Linked DNA regions of Homo sapiens: region 1 is linked to region 2. Evidence: chromatin loops called from intact Hi-C (ENCODE). Cell type or tissue: heart right ventricle. All regions are shown on one strand. Links, peaks and the distances in the headings refer to the core of each region. The heading gives the core; the rest is flanking DNA. Region 1 overlaps ROPN1L (rhophilin associated tail protein 1 like). Region 2 overlaps ANKRD33B (ankyrin repeat domain 33B).

Evidence for each region. Hi-C counts contacts between places; a loop is a spot of excess contacts. Peaks named below come from ENCODE experiments on the same cell type or tissue, not always from the same donor. Only the 100,000 strongest peaks of a DNase experiment are listed, where the experiment ranks them.
Region 1: it touches region 2 in a loop (3.0-fold over the local background); 28 of 110 quality-filtered maps call a loop at or near these places.

What each region holds. Positions count from the first base shown.
Region 1 is chr5:10,455,548-10,460,919 of GRCh38, reverse strand. All of the region lies in intron 3 of ROPN1L (rhophilin associated tail protein 1 like), which reads right to left. Among named protein-coding and RNA genes, the nearest start is that of ROPN1L, 16 kb to the right of the region's middle. RefSeq lists an enhancer at 2,368-3,227. In heart right ventricle, for the core only: CTCF peaks have their summits at 2,894 and 3,098; DNase peaks (open chromatin) are centred at 199 and 3,206; H3K27ac peaks cover 1,581 bases.
Region 2 is chr5:10,575,356-10,580,727 of GRCh38, reverse strand. The region is part of intron 1 of ANKRD33B (ankyrin repeat domain 33B); the gene reads right to left. Among named protein-coding and RNA genes, the nearest start is that of ANKRD33B, 14 kb to the right of the region's middle. RefSeq lists enhancers at 319-368, 1,706-1,875, 3,194-3,293. In heart right ventricle, for the core only: no CTCF peak of the experiment used is centred there; DNase peaks (open chromatin) are centred at 3,127 and 3,817; H3K27ac peaks cover 5,000 bases.

The DNA.
Region 1 (5,372 bases), core at 188-5,187, 120 kb after region 2:
CAGACAAAAGGAAGCATCAATGTCTTGAAAACCAACTTCCTAAGCTAATGCAGAACTGTGCAGCCCCATCTGGCCCGGAGACACACCCGGGGACGTGCCCAGGGGCTGAATGAACTCTGCCACCAGCCAGAGGTGCTGCCTGCAGAGGGCAGGGCTGGCAGCCAACGGCCTGCATGCCTACAAGGAAGCCCTGGGTGTCTGCCAATGCCTGCCCACCGAGCAGAAGGGAGGGCTCTGTCCGGGCTCTGTCCTGGCTCTCTCCCTGTTCACACAGAAGGCTCTGGGCTCTGTCTCAGCTCCAGAACAGCAACCGGACTTCCTCCCTGAGACCGTTCATCTCCCTCACACTCTTCCAAACTGCTGGGCTCATCCCAGACAGCAGCCCACCCTCTGCTTTCAGCGGGAAAGCCCATCCTCTGAGCAGCCTTCCTGCCTCCACACGGCAGACACTTTTAGCACCTGCCCTCCCAGCCAAGTCCCTGCGGGGGTGGGGGGCAGCTAACAGGCCAAGGTCGTCTTCATGAGACCAGAGGCTGCATGGCGCTGGAACTGCAGGGCCTGGGCACCAGGGCTCCCCAGGGCCAGCCCATGGCCTCCCACCTCCAACTTGCTCAATTCATCCTTGTTGAAAAAACATGAGCTGTTTGTGTGTTTGTTTCAAGAAGGTGGGAGAACCATGTAACATAAGATTACTATCTTTTCAAAAGAGAACACATAGCCCAGGTCTCCTTTTCTCCTTCTGCACCAAGACATCATGACCTGCAGCCTTCAACACCCTGGCCAGGGTAAGCTGTGGGGGCAGGTGTCCTAATTCCGCAGCTGGCCTATGGGACCCTCCCCTCAGTCCCCACCTCGAGTCCCTTCTGTGAAGGCCGTCCTTGCCAGAGTGGCTATCTCATACCTGCCTGGATGGTCACGCTGCCTACTGATGAAGGTGAGCTCACACAGGTGGCTGCTTAAACGTAACCCCCCTCGCCAACACACACACATGGCAACAGCCCTTCATTCCCTCCACGTTTGCCAAGTGCCTGTTACACACCAGGATGTAGCAGTGAACAGACACCTAACGCCTGCTCATGTGGAGATCACAGTCAAGTGGGAGAGCCACAACACCTGGATTCTAGGGTGCTCTGGAAGAGGGCGTGCCTGGAGCAGCAGGCAGGCAGTGCCGGGGTGGAGGATGACATTTTCAATCGGGTGGTCAGGGACGGTCAGAGCAGGGAGCATGTAAGCACAGACCCAGGGGGAAGGAGCCAGTCATGTGGGATGCTGGGAGAATTCCAGGGGCACTTCTGTGTGCTCCAGAAACAGCCAGGAGCTCCAGGTAGCTAGAGCAGGCCATGGAGAGGCAGGGATGCGGGAAATGAGGTCAGCGGGATGGGGTGGGGGCAGATCACGGAGGTCTTTACAGACCCAGGGAGGACTTGGGCTTTGGCTGGGGTCTATGGGAAGGTGTCAAAGGGTTTTAAACAAAGACGGAGCACTGTAGAGTGTTTCTAAGGAGTCCTTCTGCCGATGTGTGAAGAGAAGTGATGAGGGTGGAAGGCAAGAACCCAGTGATGAGGGTGGAAGGCAGGAACCCAGTGATGAGGGTGGAAGGCGGGAACCCGGTGAGGAGGGTGGAAGGCGGGAACCTGGCAAGGAGGCTGCTGGAATAATCCAGCCAGGGGCCTGGGAAGGGCCGGACTCAGCCTCTCCTGAAGGTGGAGTTACCAGAACTCACTGGTGGTTGCATGTGGGCAGAGACAGAACCATGAAAAGTGGTTCCAATGTTTGGTGCCTGAACAGCTGCAAAAGTTCCAGAGAGAAGCTGAGTTTGGGGTGGCTTCCACTGACATGTCTGTCAGGCGCCCAGTGGAACTGGTGACTCAGGTGGCTACTTAGTAGGCCTAGCGCTCACGGAGGAGACTTGGGAGCATGGGCGAGATGGGGTATACAGGCGGGGTGGTGTATACAGGTGGGGTGGTGTACACGGGCGGGATGGTGTACACGGTGGGGGGATGGGGCATACAGGCGGATGGTGTACACGAGGGGATGGTGTACACGGGGGGATGGTGTACACGGGGGGATGGGGCATACGGGGGGATGGTGTACATGGGTGAGATGGTGTACATGGGCGGGATGGTGTACACGGGGGAATGGTGTACACGAGGGGATGGTGTACATGGGGGGACGGTATACACGGGTGGGGTGGTGTATACAAGGGGATGATGTACACGGGGGGATGGTGTACATGGTGGGGACGGTGTACATGGGGGGATGGTGTACATGGTGGGGACGGTGTACATGGGGGGATGATGTACATGGTGGGGACGGTGTACATGAGGGGGATGGTGTACATAGGGGGGATGGTGTACATGGGGGGGATGGTGTACACGGGGGATGGTGTACATGAGGGGGATGGTGTACATGAGGGGGATGGTGTACACAGCGGGATGGTGTACACAGCGGGATGGTGTACATGAGGGGGATGGTATACACGGGGGGATGGTATACATGGGTGGGGTAGTGTATACGAGCAGGACGGTGTATACAGCCGAGCCCCACGAGGTTGCCGAGGTGGGAGGACAGTGCATGGACACGCTATACCACCAAGAGCTGGGGAGATGAGGGACCAGCATGGGGACTTGAAAGGCGCAGCCAGGAGGGAGGCTGCTGGTGAGTGAAGAAAAGCATTTCCTGGTGGAGAGAGCAATCTCCTGTGTCAAAGCACACAGGACAGGACAGGAAGGACAAGGACTGGCGGGTGGCACAGGATTTCCTCGGAGCCCGGTGCTGTGCTGGAGCCGGCTCATGAGCCTACTGCTAAGTTTCCAGCAGTTGTGTGAGCTGGAGGACTTCACCTTGGCAGCCTGAACTCAGCAGCAGTGGGAGTATTTACACCACATCGCTTGGCAAACATGACTGAGAACCAGGACCTTCCCGAGCAGGGTGGTGCCCTGCAGGCTGCTGGGGTGGGGTGTGAGGGCAGACTGAGAGCTCCTGCTTGCAGCAGCCACGGAGGTGGCTGACATCCCTGGGGAATCGCCTGCAGGGATGAATCTAGGGCTGTGCTTCCAAGGGAAGCGCAAGAAACAAACACAGGAGGGCCAGGGTGGAGCACCATCCTCACGGGGGAGCTGCAGATGCAGGGAAAGGGCCGCTGCAAGCCAGGCCTGGACTGTCCAGCTCCACAGTGGCTGTGTCAGGAATAAACCCCACATCCTCAGGGACAGGAAAGGGCTCTGAGGCCGCTCCAGGCTATGGGACAAAATGAGCCTTCCCTACAGAACACCATGGTCAGAGCAAGGCTGATAACACAGCCCGCTGTCCTCCTCTGGGAGTGAGAATAATGACAGTCACCTCGTGTGGTTACTGCGAGGAGCAGACAGACACCTTGGCCAGGCCCAGAGGGGCTCAGCAATCACCCAAGTCACCCAGCCAGGACTGGAGCACAGCCGGTGGGCCTCTGAGCTCACCCCAGTGACTACTCCATTTTATTATGTCTAGCAGCCGCCAGGCGGGCTCTGGGAACAAGACCTGGGGCACAGACGTCGCCTATCTGAGGACCCAGATATTTGGCTGCAGGAGATGGAGCCCTGAACAGAACTGATCTCCCTGTCCCCAGCGGCCTGATGGGGCAGTTCCTCCCATTTCCACCCCCTTCCCATGCCAGCAGTGCTGGTGGCGGCTGCACCTGATGCTGCCGAGGTGGACGGCACGGTTAGGGGGTGAGTGCAGCTCCCAGGGCAACATGATGCTCTCTCTAGGAAAAGTGCAGAACCTGCTCCGTGGAGCTGCAGGCACCGCTCCAGGACCACTGCACACGTGGCTCCTCTAAAAGACTGTCCCCAAGACAGGACTTGCTCAAAGCCGAGTCGTGTATTTCACAATCCATGTTCCTTGCTTGAAACTCTCAAAGACATGTTGTTATGATGGGATTTGCTTTTACACTGGACACAAATGGAAGTCCGTCACCACCGTGTGCAGGACTGCGGGGCCTCAGGAAGGATGAGTCGGAAAGGAAGGAGTTGGCGTGGATGGAGCAGGCAGATGAGATCTGTGTAACGCGCCGTTCCAAGGCTTCAGAGGAAGCGGTATTTAAGGAAAAATACATCAAAACACTCGAGCATCACTTCCTCTGCAAAGGCGTGATGACACTACCCATGTCAACGTTTCTGACAATAAGATCTGCAGCAATTTTTATATCCAGAAGGATTCATAAGGCAACTTGCTCCATCTTGTGCTGCGAGTCACATTTCTTAACATTTGTTTCTCAATTCCAAAGGCCTGTGGGTGGCACAGTCACTTGCACAACAGCCAAAAGACCCTCTCCTTGGCATGGCTGCCCCATGCTGCCGTCTGCTGTGTGGCTGATTTATTCTCCCATGTGCGATATGTGCTGGGCAGAGGTGACTGGCAAGCTGCACTTATTTTTTTGTTTGTTTTTTTGAGATGGAGTTTTACTCTTGTCACCCAGGCTGGAGTTCAGTGATGCGATCTTGGCTGACTGCAACCTCCGCCTCCTGGGTTCAAGCGATTCTCCTGCCTCAGCCTCCTGAATAGCTGGGGTTACAGGTGCACACCACCATGCCCAGCTAATTTTTGTATTTTTAGTAGAGACGGGGGTTTCACTATGTTGGTCAGGCTGGTCCCGAACTCCTGACCCCAGGTGATCCACCCGCCTTGGCCTCCCAAAGTGCTGGGATTACAGGCGTGAGCCACTGCACCCAGCCAAACACTTAGTTTTTAACCAAGTATTTACACCTGATCCATAATCTGAAATTCAAGTGGAGATGAGTGAAGAGCACAGGCACGAGGGCACCCACTATTTTCCGGGCATTTTCGGCATGCCAACTCTGTGGGGTTTTTCAGTTTCCAAATTATAGCTGCTCTCATGATGATATGAGGCCCCTCAACAGTCACCTCACACCTCCCCAAGGGCACCTCTCAGCTGGCATGGAAATGAAAATAGGCCCGTTTTACACAGAATCAGAACAAAGGAGGTCCCCCTCTGAGGCACAGCTGCCTGTGCTGGGGGTAGAGACTGGACTTCCAGTGAAGCTGTGCCTCTGACCCAGCACTGGTTTTTAAAAGCCTCTGACCCAGCACTGGTTTTTAAAAGCCTCTGACCGAGCACTGGTTTTTAAAAGCCTCTAACCCAGCACTGCGTTTTCAAGAGCTTAAGGGCCTTTTCATCGAATTCTATTATCCTCTAGAGTTTCCTAATTTAAAACCATTTCTGGGGCTGACAGCAGGTAAGGGTAGGAGGCCCTGAATGGGAAGGAGCAGTTCACCCCGTGGCTGGGGTGTGATATCCTGTGCAGGACAGGGATGGGGAGGCCACAGCGGCCCGCATCAGCGGCCCATGGGAATCTCCAGCGGACAGGGCA
Region 2 (5,372 bases), core at 54-5,053:
CTCCCGAGTCCCTCCCAAGCCTCACCCCCGACACCCCACCAAAGGCAAAGCCAACTGGCCTACTCTCCACAGAGCTGCCCCCACCCCAAACCGGAGGCAGGACCAAGAAAAGAAAGAAAAGAGTGAGAGAGAACAGACAAGATCCAGAGAAACCAACTGCAACCTTCTCTTCAGAAAAGAAAGCAGGGTAGAGAAAACCTGAAGGGTGGCAGGGTGGGGCTGGGGGTGGGGGACAAGAAACATCCATGGTGCTCAAACTCGAGCAGGCAACATAATCCGCTGGAGGGTTTGCTCAATACTGAGTGCTGACCCTGCTGCCCCAGCAAGGGGTCTAGGGTGAGGTCCCAAGTGAGGCTGGGTGGGGACCACACTCGGAGGACCTCTGCAGCGACAGGTCAGCAAACCAACTAGAGATGAATGAGCAGACAGTGTGGCCCAACGCTCAACACAGAATGAGTCAGACTTAGGGCTCTGCATACTTTAAAAGACTCAGCCCCTCATCCTCCACTGTAATTGACAGGTAATTTATGGTGAGACCCTTGCAGGTAGAACCCACATATGTCTTGCATGTGGCAGCCACTCCTGGTGGTGGAGTGATTGTCCTACTCTCTTACTGAGGAAAATGTCAAGATAGGGGGACATAAAATTACAGGGATCTGGTTCTTTCATAAAAATCCTCCCATAAATCATGTAAACAGGCAGACAGAGTAGATTAATGGTTGCTTAGGGCTGGAGGGGGTGGGGAATAGAGGGTAAAAGCTAAAAGGTATGTGGTTCTTTCTGAATTGATGAAAATGTTCTGAAATTAACTGTGGGGATAATTGTACAAATCTGTGAACATGATAAAAACCACGGTAGACATTAAACGGTTAAATTGTATGGTATGTGAATTCTGTATCAATACAGCTGTTATTTAAAAGGTTCCTTTTTCTTCACTTTCAAATTGCTTCCTTTTACTATGCTTTTTGGGGATTTCCCATTACTTTGACCTTTCTCACTAGGTTTCTTTAAAAAAAAAAAATTCTGTTCCTAGTCATCCCGTGACTACTTATTTTAATCATTTAATACTACTCATTTAATTTTTTAAATCATAAGATAGAATCCCATCAATTTTTAGAGCTAGAGATCATCTATATGTGCACTGATTAATTTTCCAGGTAAAGAACCTGGTATTTTTTGAGTGAAAGTGACTTTTTCAAAGTCATGCACAAGTAGTTCTATTCAGAAATTTTAAAAACTACATACCTCTTCTGCAAGTGGAAAGACATTCAAAATACAGAATTTCAAAATTATCCCTTCAGCACCTGATTTGTGTTTTAATAAAGTTCAGGAAAATCTATTCTTTTCCAAATGGTTTTTCCAAAAAAAAAAAAACCATTACTTAGCAGGCTTCTTGGATGTTATTGATAGGAAAAATAGCCTTCCTGTCTATGTTAGAACTCACACACCCAAACCAATCCATAAGAATGATATGAGTATTTAAGTATTTTCAAGGTCCCTCTACCAGATTAAAACTGGGGAATTAAAAAAAAAAGGAGAGAGTATCTTTTTTTTTTTTTTTTTGAGACACAGTATCACTTCCCTTGCCCAGACTAGAGTGCAGTGGCGCGATCACGGCTCACTGCAGCCTTGACTTCCTGGGCTCAGATGATTCTCCAACCTCAGCCTCCTGTGTGGTTGGGATTACAGGTGCATGCCACCATGACCAGAAAACTTTTGTATTTTTTGTAGAGATGGGGTTTCGCCATGTTGCCCAGGCTGGTATTGAACTCCTGGGCTCAGGCAATCCACCCACCTCAGCCCCTCCAAGCGCTGGGGGATTATAGGCATGAGCCACTGCGCCCAGCCAAGAGTATCTTAAGTATTCTTAGACCCAATAAAATTATTAGTAGAGTCACTGTAAGTCACTATCTCTAAAAAATGAGATAGGTTTGGGGTTTTTCAAAATTAACTCAATATACTTGTGCCTCATAAACAAACCCAACGGTTCAGATTTGTTTACACTTGATAAAATTTAAAAATGATTATTTCTATTAAAAAGAAATTGACCGTAGCTTCTCTAGCATATCTTAACTGAATTTTTTTCAAGAAATGTATTTAATCTACATTTCCCCAACTCCAATCCAGCCCCACCCTCCACCCCATGGGCCCTCTCTGATCAAGGGCTGTCCTATCTCCCAAAATCCCCCCAAGAAGATCTATCTGTCCTGTGTCCCCATGCGGGTCCTGCCCTTGGCTGGGTGATGGCTTTCTTGTGTGATAAAAGAATCCAGTATAAGGGACTAAGTTTAGTCCAGTGCTTCCTTCCAGATAATGTAACTTAACATGCTGCTTTCCTCCAAAGTCAGGGGCCAGATAGTGCTAAAGGAGAAATTCTGCTGTTGGTGGGTCCTTCAGCTTCTCTTAGGCAGCACTCTGTGTGCAGCCTCAACCTAAGGGTGGCCTTGTACATAGGCAGGTTGACTAACCATCCCAGTTTCCTGGGGACAGAGGGGTTTCCCAGGATACAGGATTTTCAGTGCTAAAAACAAAAAACCGGAAAGTCCCAGGCAAACTAGAATGAGCTGATCATCTACAGGGTCTGTACTTGCAGCTGAAAGTGGCCTTCCACCCATCACAGTGTGTGAAAGAGCCTCAGAGATGGCCTGGTGCAGTTCACTCTTCAACAGAGGACATATAGGTGACAAGGCACTGCCCCTTTCCCCACTCCTGAAGGCCCCTCACAGGCTGTGCCAGCTTCCTGAAACGCGACTCTTAAGTGTCTAGGGCCTTTGTACTCCCAAGGAAACAGGTCCCCCTAAGACCTGGACCCTCCAAAGCATGGAGGTCAGCAGGGAGATGATTAAAGGACCCCACGGTGCAGCAAGCTGGGTTCAAGGTCTCCAGTGAGGTCAACTGAACCTGGCTCTACTGTACATGGAATTCATTTCCTAGAAACCTGCCCGTTATCTAACACCAGAGACAAAAGCTGAATTCCCAGTGCCAGCAAAACTGACTGCGGAGCTATGTCACTGCTGCTATTTTTAGGAGATGACTATTGTCTCTCGAGTTTTAAAATACAAAAGCTGCAAGGTCTAGAAGGAAGCGATACAGACTGACCCTCCCGCTACACATGGAAAGGGTCATGCCCTTTGGATGGCTGCCTTGACATGTTAAAGGGAAGCAGATGTGGGGAGAACCCAGGAATCCACCACAGCTGCCTGTGCATAGCCCGACACCGGACAGAATCAGTCCCTGCAAGACCCAGGATGGGCCCCGACTCCAGGGGTCTTTGCAGTAACTGGTGCTGAAGAAAAGAGAAAGGCGGCCGGGCGCGGTGGCTCACGCCTGTAATCTACGGGAGGCTGAGGCTGGTGGATCACTTGAGGTCAGGAGTTCGAGACATGCCTGACCAACATGGTGAAACCCTGTCTCTACTGAAAATACCAAAATTAGCCAGGCATGGTGGTGGGTGCCTGTAATCCCAGCTACTTGGGAGGCTGAGGCAGGAGAACTGCTTGAGCCCGGGAGGCAAAGGTTGCAGTGAGCTGAGATTGTGCCATTGCACTCCAGACTGGGCAACAAGAGTGAAACTCCATCTCAAAGAAGAAAAGAAAAGGGGAAGGGGAAGGGGAAGGGAAAGGGGAAGGGGAAGGGAAAGGGAAAGGGGAAAGGGAAGGGAAAAGAAAGAGGAAAGGCTTGTGACCATCCCCGGCACCAGCTTCCTCCCCCTTCTTGAAAAACTCTCCTTATGCCGCTTCCGATTCTCCTCCCACCCACAACAGGCTTCTGTTCCATTTCCTGGGCCAGCGTTTCAGGCTCCACCCTCGCGTCATCCGAGGTGCCCACAGGATGCACCAGAAGCCCCAGCACCCTCCTCTGCTCTCTTCTGGGCTTCTCCCCATGGCACTGGCTGCCACTTTTAACAGTTACAAAAGAGGCCTCACCATGTGGATGTGCTATTTTCTTAACTACTCTTCTTTTGGTTAAACATTCAATTTGCTTCCACTTTTCCCCTTGGCTAAAATGGAACTAGCAGTACTGGAAAACCATCTGGAGATTCATTCGCCCATAGAAACAACAGCTCTGTTTACTGAGTGTCTATTACAGCACAAGCACATTCTCTGTAACTTACTCGTTAGTTCTGCCTAGAACCTCTAGGAGGTGTTATTATCTTCATAGTAAGCCTCCCAGTTTCTAGATGGGTATCTAAAGGAAACTAAAGATCAAAAGATCATGGGACTTGTCCAGGATCATGCAACCAACAAACTGGATTTCTACTCTAAGAAAAGTTCTAGAACTCCTGAAACTTAAATGTATGTGCAAATCATCTCAGGACCTTGAAATGCAGATTCTCAGGGGCCTGAGATCCTGCATTTGGTAGAAGCTCCCAGGCGATGCCAACGCTGCTGGCCCATGAACCACAGTGAAGGCAGCCAGGTTCTGTTGCCCAATATTTCCAGTGAGTCCTCTTCCCACCTATTAATAACTAGGTCTGACCCTGCTTTCATGTCCAAAATTCAATCGATTCATGGAAACAAGGCTACAGGAAAAAGGTCATGCGTGCAGCTTTTCACGCTCATTCAACTTTTTATTTTGAAATAGTTACAGCCCCACAAGAACTTGTACCCTTCACCTGTCCTCCCCAAAGGTAGCATCTTCCACAATTACTGTACAATAACAATGCCACGAACTTGACATTGCTGGAATCCATGCAGCTTATTCAGATTGCACCTGTATGCACACAATCGTGTGTGTGTGTGTGTGTGTATACGTCCATCTATACAATTTTAACCCCCACGTAGCTTCCTGTAACCACCACCATCAAGGCACAAAAAGGTTCCAGCACTGAAAGGCCCCCTCCAGCTACCCCTTTATGGTAACACTTCTCCCCTCCCCACGCTCGGCCCCAGCAGCCTCTGATCAGTTCTCCATCTCCACAACGGCATTATTTCAAGACTGTGACGTCAATGGAAGCATACAGCATATAACCTTCTGAGACCAACTCTTTTCACTCCCTGTAATTCCCTGGCCTTCCTTTATTTTTAAATCAGCAAGGGTAAGTCGGTGTCCCTGTGAAGGGAAGCAGAGTGGCCTAGAAGTGCTTGAATGTGCAGCAGAAGGTCTCTGGAGATGGTGTTAGCCATGCTCTGGGAACCTACAGAAAGCTCTCCAACTTAAATAGGGGACTCTGCCCGTCATATTTACCCTTAGCTCTAGCTCTAAAGGACAGAAAACTGGTTCCGTTTGCCAGGCCCTGTTTACTTATTCATAAAGGTAAGGCCCAACAATGGCATAGAATTAAGACTCTTTTTTTTTTTTTTTTGAGACAGTCTCGCTCTGTTGCCAGGCTCGAGTGGAGTGGTGCGATCTCGGCTCACTGCAACCTCCGC